Linked DNA regions of Homo sapiens: all the other regions are linked to region 1. The links are chromatin contacts, found by Hi-C or POLR2A ChIA-PET in ENCODE. All regions are on one chromosome and are shown on one strand. The core of a region is the stretch at or near the end of the contact, and the rest is flanking DNA. Distances in the headings are between cores, read along the strand shown.

Evidence for each region. Hi-C counts contacts between places; a loop is a spot of excess contacts on that map. ChIA-PET counts read pairs that join two places held with the same protein, here RNA polymerase II (POLR2A). Pooled maps may share reads with other maps.
Region 2: a loop to region 1 is called in a map of PC-9, with 9 times the contacts of the local background. The contact joins two enhancer-like sites. A Hi-C loop is called at or near these places in 7 of 168 maps with a recorded cell type or tissue (Caco-2, MCF 10A, PC-3 and 4 more) and 3 of 50 pooled maps. POLR2A ChIA-PET finds 5 or more read pairs at or near these places in 6 of 52 experiments (A549, AG04449, BJ and 3 more).
Region 3: a map of PC-3 shows a loop between it and region 1 (2.7-fold over the local background). The contact joins two enhancer-like sites. A Hi-C loop is called at or near these places in 3 of 168 maps with a recorded cell type or tissue (PC-3, aorta and tibial artery), 1 of 37 single-sample maps with no recorded cell type and 1 of 50 pooled maps. POLR2A ChIA-PET finds 5 or more read pairs at or near these places in 1 of 52 experiments (MCF 10A).

The regions. Positions count from the first base shown.
Region 1 is chr1:218,659,103-218,663,122 of GRCh38, reverse strand. No RefSeq gene overlaps it. Among named protein-coding and RNA genes, the nearest start is that of LINC02869, 150 kb to the right of the region's middle. Within about 2 kb of position 2,227, at least 6 of the 41 ENCODE cell types and tissues checked have a DNase peak (open chromatin) inside an H3K27ac peak, as active enhancers do; they include PC-3, PC-9, endothelial cell of umbilical vein and 1 more, where a contact is called at or near this core.
Region 2 is chr1:218,704,169-218,708,188 of GRCh38, reverse strand. All of the region lies in intron 3 of LOC105372924 (a long non-coding RNA gene), which reads left to right. Among named protein-coding and RNA genes, the nearest start is that of LINC02869, 200 kb to the right of the region's middle. Within about 2 kb of position 2,153, at least 9 of the 41 ENCODE cell types and tissues checked have a DNase peak (open chromatin) inside an H3K27ac peak, as active enhancers do; they include PC-3, PC-9, endothelial cell of umbilical vein and 1 more, where a contact is called at or near this core.
Region 3 is chr1:218,619,445-218,623,464 of GRCh38, reverse strand. No RefSeq gene overlaps it. Among named protein-coding and RNA genes, the nearest start is that of LINC02869, 110 kb to the right of the region's middle. RefSeq lists an enhancer at 1,101-1,600. Within about 2 kb of position 2,289, at least 4 of the 41 ENCODE cell types and tissues checked have a DNase peak (open chromatin) inside an H3K27ac peak, as active enhancers do; they include PC-3, where a contact is called at or near this core.

The sequences.
Region 1 (4,020 bases), core at 978-3,477:
CAAGACACTAATCGAAAGAAGCCAGACATTTAAGAAACTATATAGTGTATGATTCCAGTTCTGTGAACTGGAAAATGCAAATCTATAGAGACAGAAGGTAGTTGAGTGGTTGCCTGGGACTGGTGGTGGGAAGAAGTGACTGCAATGAGCACCAGGGATTTCATGAGGATGATGGAAAAGTTATAAAATTGGATTGTAGTGATGCTTGCCCAACTTTGTATATGTATTAAATATCACTGAATTGGTCATTTACAAGAGAATTGTGTAGTATGTAAATTATGCCTCAATAAAGCTGCTAAAATAACAAAAAATAAAAGTAGCTTTATATATATTTTACACTAAGCTTTCCTAATTTTTTTTCTAGTTTTAATCAATCAGTCAATTACAACACAACAATTTTAGTACCAATAAAAGTTGGATCTAAACAGAGCAACATGCCAACACGAGCAAAATAATTTCTCATTGCCAAGAATAGAATAATATGTGGCTGAGAACTTTTTGGTTTGCCATGAACCATAAACATAGACTTCAAATGACAGAGGTCTGGACTCATTTATTTTTCTGATTATGAAACTGCCTTATTTAGTTGTGGTGAATTGAGTGGCCTATTGATCCTGGGGACATCAGAAAAAAATTCATCAAAAGCAAATTATGACAGATACATTCAGAGTAGGGGAAGGGAACAAATAGTAGAATAACCCTGAAAACACTTACTACATACATGTGGGAAATAACATACACTACAAATTGTTATTAGCTGATGAATGTGACTACACGTAAATGTAGATCTCGATACTGAAACCAGTTTGTTTGCAATTTGACAGAAGAAGATTATACTTCCCTAAAAGAAAAGTGAATTTTAGATATTTAAAAGATGGGTGGTTAAAACAAAATATTTTACTGATTAACAGGGAAATTCGTAAATTTCCTGAATTTACTGGGAAAGTTTTAATTTTAAATTCAATAATAATTAGCCATTTTATCTTTTTTAGTGAATATTATTTTTGTAAACCTTGAATCTGGCATTCTTCAAACCTGGCATTGGGCATCACCTGGATTTGAAAAAGCAGCAGCTAGTCTGTAGACAGGCCAGTTTCTACACTTACCACAACCTACTTAAAGCTTGTCAATCGGTGAAAATATCAACCTCTTACGAAGATGAATTTAGTTCGGAAAATTCTCTTTTAGTCATAGCAATGGTATTAAATCATCTAAACTGTTTCTAATTTATATTTAATCTCTAGGTTTTAAGGCATTCATTTACCATCAGAAGGGTTTAACTAATTCCTCTGTCTGTCCTTTACCCGTTACATGGCTTCATGACCTCTTCAGAAGCACATTGGCTTCACAAGTCCAGAGCCTATCAGAACCACCAACAATGCTGGGTTCCAAATGCAGTAGACACTAGAAACTGTTCCTAGAATAAATGAGGCATGGAGAAAAATGTAATAGGTTTGTTTCTTTGAATGTCCGCTGTGATAGCTTTTCAGACCAAACAATAGACCCTAAAGCTTTTATTCTAAACCAGGGTCTCTCAAACTCTGCACTATCTGCATTTTAATCCAGATTATTCTTTGTTGTCGGGGACTGCCTTCTATATAATAGAATGTTTTGCAACATCCGTGGCCTGTATTCACTAGGTGTCAGATACATCCACTGCCCTGAAGGGATGACAGCAAAAAATGTTTCTAGCTGTTGGCAAATGTCTGCTGGGGGAGCAAAATTTATCCCTATTTGAGACCCACTGGTCTCAAAGGTTTGGATGATAGTAGTGTTTAGAAATCAGGAGAGAATATTTTTAATCATACTGAGAGCATTTTTACCTATGGAATTATGTAATCTTTCTACAGCTACTTGGTTCAATTGATTAGAAATGAGAATAAGGTTAAGGCATTCTCCTTAAAATAACCTCAGCACTCTGTTAAATACATCTGATGCATTATTGCATTTAATCCTTGCAACAACTTTATGTAACCAACTTGCAAGATGAAGGGGAGATTTGAAAATAAAAAGTCTACCAAAGATCCAATGGCAATCCCCAAATTTAACACCAATTCTTCTTAACTAAAGTAGATACTCTTGATCACTTCATTACCCTTTTAAAAGCCCATTAGATAGACTCTGTTGCAGTTATAGACTACTCCCAATTCTAGATGCAATTCCTGGTCATAAGGGACCCTGATTAAGAGTATGGATGACTCAGCGTCAATGCATTCCCATTACAGGAAAAACATCTCAAGGGCTGTGATTTAGTGAAGGTGAGTCATTAGAGTCATAAAAAAAGAACAAAATCTGTATTTTACAGTGACACAAAATGAATCTCTACAATTATTCCATCTCAGATGACACTCTAGTTTATGGACCCTATCAGAAGGGTAACATTGGAAGAGAATTGTAGGATAACAGTGGGACTTTCTCCAAGAAAATGTGAAATAGAATCAAAAGGAAAGGGAGTGCTGTCACCTTCACATTTGACACTCATAGGCTGTGCTAAGGAAAGCATTTCTGGCATATTTTTAACCTTATTAAGGAAAGTGGACCCTGCTGGGTCACATGGACAAGTTTCCAATCCAATAAGAGTCAGAAATGCAAAAGAAAAATACCCTGGGAAAGTTTTCTCCTGCTTATATGTAGCAGAGACTATAGTGCATTCCCCTGTCCAGCCTATAATTAAGATGAAAGGCATGTGCCCCTCCAATTTGCCATCCAGTGGCATGGTTAACATTCCATCCTGGCTGCAGTGGCCTGATTTGTCTAATGCAACACATTTTTTCAGGAAAGAAAGAAAATAAAGTAAAACACACATTTTACTCTTAAGTGTTTCATAGGATGAGCTATTTCAGTTTCAACTATTTTTAACTCTGTTAAAAGAAAACATTTTTGAATTGAACGTTTCTTACAAGAACACAAATTTAAGGCTGCCTGTCTTAAAGTCTAGCTGTCTTGTTTGCTTAAGATGCTGCCTATTTTGTTGCTGCCATTGCCTGTGACGGGTCAGGCTAAAAAGGTTTGGACAGTGTGGTATGTGCTCAGAAGGCCAGATATTTTCCTCAGCCTCTTGGGGTATCAAAACTTGGCCAAAAAACCTTTGAGAAGAAGGCTGTTTGTGAAAACTCTAATACTTTTGAATTCCACCCAGACTGAAAATGGCATGAGAACAGTCTTTTTTCATAGAAAAGCCTCTCTTCCTACCTCTCCTTAAGCCCTTATAGCCCAAGCAGTCAAAAAATAATAAAGCATATCTGGACTGTGATCTTGATCTTAATCTACATAAACACATATAGAATTTTTTCAAAAATTTATATAAATTCTACACAACTATATATATGCACTCACAATTTACATATTTCTGGAATTTATACAGATACATATATTCATACAGCTATAAATGTCTGAATTCTGCTTTTGATCTTCTGGAAGGATTATCAGTGAATTGTCACTTATAATGTAACATTTTTTAATAGATTTCATTTCACTTACAGACTGATATTATTTGAAATATAATTATACCATAATTCCTCATGGTGATATGGAGTCAAAGCACACACTCATAGACCATTTTTTGTCTATAGAAATCACTTTTTGGAAGGTTCAGAAACTTATGGGTCTGACAAAATTAAGTCATTTCCATGGTAGCCACATTTTATCACCCCAAGGAGAATTCACATCAATGAATAGGTGAATCATTTCAAATCTTCCCAGCTGAAAAATTCAGACCAAAGTTTTAAAGTTTGGACTCTCATAGAAGGTGTGGAATAAATAGATGAATCTGCCTCATGCATGTTAATATCTTTCTTACTAATTGCAGGCCCAGTAAGACATCTTGCAGATGTATCCAATCCTGCACCTAAACTTAATGCCTACGGCCTTTTTACCAAGCAAACCCCTATTTTTTTTTGTTCAGGTCAATATACAAAAGGCAACGAGTTTCCTAGCACCACCCAGTCAGCTAGTCATTCGGCTACATTTTAGCCTCTCTTTAAAAGTTCTCTCCTGCCAGCTCACCCCACTCAGCTCACC
Region 2 (4,020 bases), core at 904-3,403, 45 kb before region 1:
GACCACAGAAATTGGATGAGGAATATATTTAGTAGCCCATTCTCACACTGATATAAGGAAATACCTGAAACTGGGTAATTTATAAAGAAAAGAGGTTTAATTGGCTCCTGGTTCTGCTGGTTGCACAGGCTTCTGCTTCTGGGAGGCTGCGGGAAACTTATAATCATGGCAGAAGGCTAAGGGGACGTAAGCACGTCTTTGTATGGCCAGCAGCAGATAAGAGGTAAGGGGGAGGTGCTATACACTATTAAAGAAGCAGATCTCGGAGAACTCTATCACAAGAACAGCAAGGGAGAAGTCCACCCCCATGATTCAGTCACTTCTCACCAGGCCCCTCATTCAACACTGGGAATTAAAATTCGACATGAGATACCATGTCAATATATGGTATAAAATCTAAGATGTTGCCACTTCTGTGCCATGTTGCAACTCTTCTTGGTGGCCTTAAAATCTGAATGTTGAACAGCTTTATATCAGTGGTATCTTGAGAAACTGAGAACCACATTGATGTAGGGCTGGAAAAAAATTGCTTGAGAAGATGAGACACAGAAGAGACTGAGAAGTCAGTGGAAGCGAGACATTATAGGTAATGGTGATCAAAGGACACATAGACCCTTAAAGACCTCTGAGGTATGCTGAGGAAGGGTACTAGACCTTGTACTATATGCAAGATGGGGATTCAAGACAGTTTTCTCAATTCTTGAAAAATAGCCTCAGAATGTTGGGAGATGAGATCAGACAGATGACAGACACTTAAATTACATCCTTCCCTGTCATTTAAATCCTCCTTGCATTTCAGCCTTCAATTCAAATGTCACTTCCTTCATAAAGTGGCACAAAATGTGGCATCTGGACTCTTGGATCAGCATGAAAGGGGATACTTTGGGGGTTTTCTACCAAGTTCCATGGACAGGATGCCTGGTCTGTAATGGGTAGCCCTACACGGCAAATATGGCATTCAGCTTTGCATCATTATAAATTAAAAATGCAATTTATGAAACGAGTCTTTTGCTAAGGATAGGTTGGTTTATGAAGTACCATCATGGCCTATCATCAGAAGGTCTCAAAATGGCCATGCCTTTATCTTATTATTTTCTTTCAGTATAAATTTGAACTTTCATTGTACCAATGGGTATAATAAATACCTCCCATCTGAGGGTGTACTAGCCTAAATCAGTGTCAGAAAGATGACCTCAAATTCCTAGAGCCTCTACCATAGATGTGAAATTCTAAATACAAAGTTTCTGGGTTTTTTTCCCCCCCTTTCAGGAAAGAACTCCCATTTCACTTTCCTCAGCAGTGGAATAAGTGGCTCAAAACAGCAACTACTGATGAAAACTCAATTTCCAAATACATTCCATGGCTTATTTGTGGACGGAAATGTTCTTTACCTTTTGAACTTTCAGATAGCTGGCAAAAGTAAATGCGCAAGCCTTTTTTTGTTGTTGTTAATTAAACAGGAAAAAATATCACACCCTGGCTTGGCTAGTAACCAAAGTCAGGGGTTTCTGAAGAATCACTTCACAGATGGGAGGCTGGATGACAGATACAAAGACCAGGCATGGTGCTCATAAAGGTGACACTCTTGGTATCTTCCTAGAAACCAGCAGAAGCCAGAGCTTCTGGAAGGGAGTGATGAGGAGGAGTGTAAACGATTCATTTACTCTGTGTATCATAACCTTGCACCTTATTGACTATAAATCAGAATCGTTTGAAAAATCACCACATCCCTTTTCTGTCTGGGCCTGTGAAATTGCTTCCTTTAATCCAGCAGAGAGATGCCTGTGGTTTCAGAGCTCTGGGATGTTCCATTCCATGTGCCACATGCATGTGGTTAGTTAATGACCTGGGTGTCTACTGAGGTTTGTGACCACGGATTGTTGCAAAGCTCTACCTGACTCCATTCTTCTCCTGGAGAAGATGAGAACATTCTTACCATATTAGTCATGCCAAGCCTCCACTTTTTTTGAATACACAGGAAATGTTTCTCTCCAACAGCACATAATTTGGCCAATAGCAGCTTCCTAGGTTCGGAGCAACTTCACCACCTATCATGAGTTCTCCAAGATAAAGTTTGTAGTAACAGTTTTAGCGGTGGAAATGTCACCAAGTTGCATAAACTCAAGACATGCTTTGGCATTCAGTCACTCTGCAAATATTTATTGAACAGAGTTCACTGGGGTCAATAGGATGAAGTGGATAGCAGTTATTTCTCCTCCCTAGAATTTCCCCATGACACACACCAAGTCACACAGGCACTATTTTGTTCTTAAAGGAGTATTTTAATATTGAATTATGGGCAGCAGTGCGAGCAGCACCACTCTTCTTATATTAAAGAGATGAAGATTAGAATGGCCACAAAGTTGGACATGAGATCCAGATGGTGCTATTTGGGGGCTGAAATGTACCCCCATGGCATCAGGACAAACAACTGCCAAAGCCAAGCTCCCAGTGCTAATGAATTTGTAAACAAGATCATGCACAGTCCTCCTAATTAATATTTTGTCATTTGGAACCTGACTATAGCCTGCCAGACAGGAAATCCAAGTCTGAAGCCATCTACATAATTCAAAAGAGCCAGTTAAAAAAACAGAAGGTAGAGGAAAGAGGTGTCATAGTCCACACAAAGCCAGTCAGTTTGTTACTGGGTAAAAATTGGTGAGTCATCTGTGACGGTCAGTTTTAGGTGTCAACTTGGCCAGGCTATGGTACCCAGTTATTCAGGCAGACACTAATCGAGGTGATGCTATAAAGCTATATGGTAGATATGATGCTGTAAATGTATTTGGTAGTCATCTACACTCAAGTTGACTTTATGTGAATGAAATTATCCTAGATTTTCTGGGTGGAAATGATCCAATTAGTTGAAAGGCCTTAAGAACAGCACTGAGGTCTCTCTGAAGAAGTTCTACCTGTGGACTGGAGCATCAGCTCCTGCTCAGGAGTTTCTAGCTTGCTCTATGGATTTAGAACTTGGAAATTTTTCTGTTTTGTTCACTATTGTATCCCTAGTACCGGCCCAATAGGCAATCCATTAATATCTATTGAATGAATGAATACATGAGCTTAATTCCATGGTAAAGTCAGCCAAGTATGTGAGGTGGTATTATTTAGATAAAACAGTTGACGTCCTAAATTTTAATTTTCTGCCAGTTTCCCCCGCTCTCACACACACACACACAGATACTCTCTCAAATGTACTCACTTGTGATCAAACCTTGTTCAGTCTTTCTCCCCCTCTACTTTTCTGCACAGTGGACATATTGGTCACATTTTCCCTATTGAGAACCTCTCTTCTTTCATAATTCTGTGCTGCTCATCCAACAAACTCCATCTCTACAGTTACCTTTTCTATGAATTATTCTAAGATTTCCTTAATAGAAGTTGTCTTGGTATCTCCTGAAAGCCTCAAAGCATGTGTCATCTCTGCTGTTCATGGGACACATAGCATTGATTGCCTCCTTCTGCAACTACATATCTAATAGATTGCTGCAAAAGTAATTGCAGCTTTTGCATTAAAAGTAGTGGCAAAACTGCAATGACTTTTGCACCAACCTAATAAACGCCAATGCATTCTGAGGAGATCATCTGTGCCCTATGCATTCCTGACTCCCTGCAGCAGCTGGCACAGTGTTCCATAATGGCAGATTTCTAATTCATATTTGCTGGAGAAATGAGTAGATATATATCCTTAGTTACCTGCTTTTTCAGTGAAATGAAGGAAGAAGAGTAAAAAGAATCAAGATGCTGAAAAAACTGAGAAACAGAGAGAGGAGAGCAAAGCAACACAAGGCTTTCATATTCTGACCTGCTCAGCCTCATCTCCTTAGCCTATCACCTCATGTACCAGAGTCTTTTTTGACAATGGGGTTTCCATTCTAAGAAGGTATTCTGTTTTTGTCTCTAAAATATTATAAATGGGAAGAATTAGGAAAGAAAGATTGAAATTTGATTTTACTTTTCTTATCCATACTTGTTTTGCATCGTAGCATTTATCACCATCTGTGGTATATTTATCGG
Region 3 (4,020 bases), core at 1,040-3,539, 40 kb after region 1:
TCAGCTTTCTTCACCACTGCTCTTCCAACTCCAGCCAACATCTGCCAGCTGCCACATGAGACACCTTGAGGCACAGCCACCTAGCCAAGTCTTTCCCACATTCCTGACCCACAGATACCATCAGAGATCATAAATATCTATTGTTGCTTTAAGCCACTAAATTTGGGGGAAATTTATTATATATCAATAAATAATCAGAGGCCAAGCACGGTGGCTCACTCCTGTAATCCCAGCACTTTGGGACGCCGAGGCGGGCGGATCACGAGGTCAGGAGATCGAGACCAACCTGGCTAACATGGTGAAACCCCGTCTCTACTAAAAATACAAAAAATATTAGCCGGGCGTGGTGGCAGGCACCTGTAGTCCCAGCTACTTGGGAAACTGAGGCAGGAGAATGGTGGGAACCCTGGAGGCAGAGCTTGCAGTGAGCCGAGATCGCACCACTGCCCTCCAGCCTGGGCGACAGAGCGAGACTCCATCTCAAATAAATAAATAAATAAATAATCAGAGTAGCCACTGACCTGTTAATCTAATTGAATAGCTTGTTAATTTGTTTTACAGAATATGCACAGAAAAATATTATAAATAATGTAGATTCAATCAGAGACATCAGGTCATTTTTCTAACTTTTTATTAAAACCGTGTGCTTCCTTACATTTCTAATATTGCTACAATTGCACTGTAAGGGGAATAAAGGCTTATTTTATGATTTTTTTCCTTTAGCATTTCCTTCTCCCTCTTCAATTATATTAATTGTTTTATCCTTTAAACTTCAATTCAAGTTTCTGGTCACCTTAGCCCTCTGGGACTGCTCCTTCTTTCGAACTTCTCTGCACTTCTGACTGCAACATTTACTTGGCATTTAGAAACTATCTTGTGTGTGTGTTTGTGTGTGTATGTGTGTGTACAAGTCCTTCTTAAGTAGATTATAAATTGATTGATGTCAAAAGCCACATTTCACACTTTTTATGCCATAATACCCCATTAAACTATAGCATAGCATTTTTCATAATTCCATGCTTAATTTACTGGATTTATCATTTGGATAGCCAGTTGTTTTTTTTTTTCAAGCATCATCATTAATGATCACCAGTCAACTTGATTCAGTCATTTGAAAAGCCAGATTTCTATGCATAAACCTGTGTATTTGTAAAGTCAAAATAATTCATTTAAAAGTTACAATTTAACTGCTAGTGATTGTCATTTTGGAGATGGGAAAATAAATAGTGTTTAACTAAAGCTAGTCCTTGAGTTTTTCTCACATATATGAAAGTCATTTTAACCAAAGGAACTAATGTAATTTATATTTATAGTCACAGTCTAATGTACAGCTGATTAAGAAAGTTAGTCTTCAATTGAGGCTATAAAAAATTTTTCTCTTGTTAAAGAATCTTACTGCTTAAGTAATCTTTTGTTTGTTTGTTTGTTTGTTTGTTTGTTTGTTTGTTTTTGTGACGGAGTCTCGCTCTGTCGCCCAGGCTGGAGTGCAGTGGCTCAATCTCGTCTCACTGCAAGCTCCGCCTCCCAGGTTCACGCCATTCTCCTGCCTCAGCCTCCCGAGTAGCTGGGACTACAGGCGCCTGCCACCACTCCCGCCTAATTTTTTTTGTATTTCTAGTAGAGACGGGGTTTCACCCTGTTAGCCAGGATGGTCTCCATCTCCTGACCACGTGATCCACCCGCCTCGGCCTCCCAAAGTGCTGGGATTACAGGCGTGAGCCACCGCGCCCAGCCTACTTACGTAATTCTTATCATCAATGAATCTCACTTAGGTTATGAACAACATCAAGATTAAATTGGATTCAAATCAGTCACAAAAAAGGTGAAGGTTATTTTCATTTAAGTCAATACAAAAAAATGCATTTTGTTTTCCATATGACTTTGTTAGCCAATCAAGCTAATCAAAGCAAGCATGCTGGGTTTTGTTACAGAATATATAGCTTCAATCCAAAGTAATCTTGAAAAAGCCATCACTCGCAATGGTTATTTGCTGATCTGCAGGCAGAAGGATCAGCTGACTGCCTGAATTTTTTACTTTTCAGCTAGCTGATTTTATAGAGTTTGTTCCACTCAAGATGGCTTTATAATAAAAGCAAATGTGAGAAAGTCCTCAGTTGACATGCTGGGGATATTGACTTGGTGCCTACAACAGCAGCAGTGACCTTTGGGCAGGCCTGCCCTCACGATCAGAACCTCCCACCCAGGACCCTTCACTGTGAACCCAGAGTCACCCTGGAAGTGGAAAGATGACCCCAGCTCCCAGGTGGAAAGCAAAAGGCAGTGACTAGGAGAACAGAAGGTCCTCAGTGAAAAGGCTTAGTCACACTCAATGTCAACAATATGGGAGCCAAAACAAAGTCATATTAGAAAATAAAAAAGGAAGTGAGCAGTAATAGAAAGTTATGAAAGTCCCACCAGTTTTGTCTTTTCTTCCATTGGAATCCATGTGATATCTAACTAGGGTGGTTATGATAGCCACTTATAGATTCTATTTAAAAGAATTATGTGTTGGCATACTCATATAAATAAATGTACAGTTATAATCACTTAGAATAAATATAGTCTTAACGTGAAACAGAGGATTGATACTTTCATCTCATGTTTGTAGTCTTTCATTAATCAGGGTATTGACAGTGATGTTTGAAAGAAAAGTTATATGACCACCCAGGATAAGAAATATCAATGTAAATAATCTTTGTCTTGTCAGTGAATTTTTCAAGTATCAGCTTGTAATCACCAATCCTATCTTCTACTTATGAAAGATTTCAGAATTGCTTTAAAGGTAAAACAGAGGCAAGTCATTGATTTTTATCAGCGCTCAACAGATTTACCTAAAAGATGCATAGATTGTCATGCAAAATCTGAAATATTGGCTCATATTTTTAGGCCTCTATAAGTGGAATAATTGTTGGAATGCAAAGTGGTTACCTTCCAGAAAAGAGCCTCACTGAGCACCTAATCCAGATGAATTAAACTGAAAAAATTGACTCAAACTGAATTGAATTGAATCCTATCGAAAACACCAGCAGAAAAAGAAAGAGTGAGACCACATCACAGCTGCTTATCAGAAAATAATGGCAAGTTGCAATGTCAACAAGATATTATTATTCAAAACCATCAACAAATCAACATTCACAGGGTAGGAGAGAGGGGCAACAGAAAAATAACCCACTCAAAAATATCTCCCTCAAAAATATCTTAAACCCTACTGTTAATTAATGAGTCAGGACTGTTGATTCCAAGTATCAAAAAAAACTTAAGTCGACCTAGTTCAAGCTCCACCCCAACTGCCAAAAAAGTAGGGTGGAAATTGGTGCCTTACAGTTCACCATAACTGAGATGCCTGCCTATCCCAATTCACACGTCTATTCCTGGCACTGATGGGAGAAATGTGGTTCTACATAAGGAAGGGATTATGTGAATAACACATACACACCACACACGTGAGTGCACACACACACACATGCACACATACACACACCATTTGCACAGTATGTTTAAATCTAATTTCAGTTGTAGTTAATTTGGCTTGAAGGAGTCATAATGTCAAACCAGAGCTGTCTCTCCATCTCACAGCTCTTCTCACTATGTGTTGACTTTATCATTATTGTTTTTTGACTGCAGAGGAGCTTCTTCTACAGGCCAACAATGATTGTCCAGGCACTTCATCCTCATAATTACCTGTTTTAGCAATCCCAACAGAAAGAACAATTCTTTTCCTCCATCCCTGTATTGATTCCAAGAAAGGACTTTGGGCTTAGATGGCTCAAGCACAGAAACCTTGAGCTAATTTTTATTGCCAAAGAGATGAAGCACCCATCATTAGCCCACCTGGCTCACATGCCTCTCCCTGGCATTCTGTAGAAGTACAGCTTCCCAAAGGGAGGAAATTTAAAGACACATACACTAACACTCAAAGCGTTTACCTGCTACAATCCATCATTTATACCTTTGAAATAATTATTGATCTTCTCCTTAGATTTTCTCTTTTAAGATAAAAAAAGATTTCTGGAAAGTGTA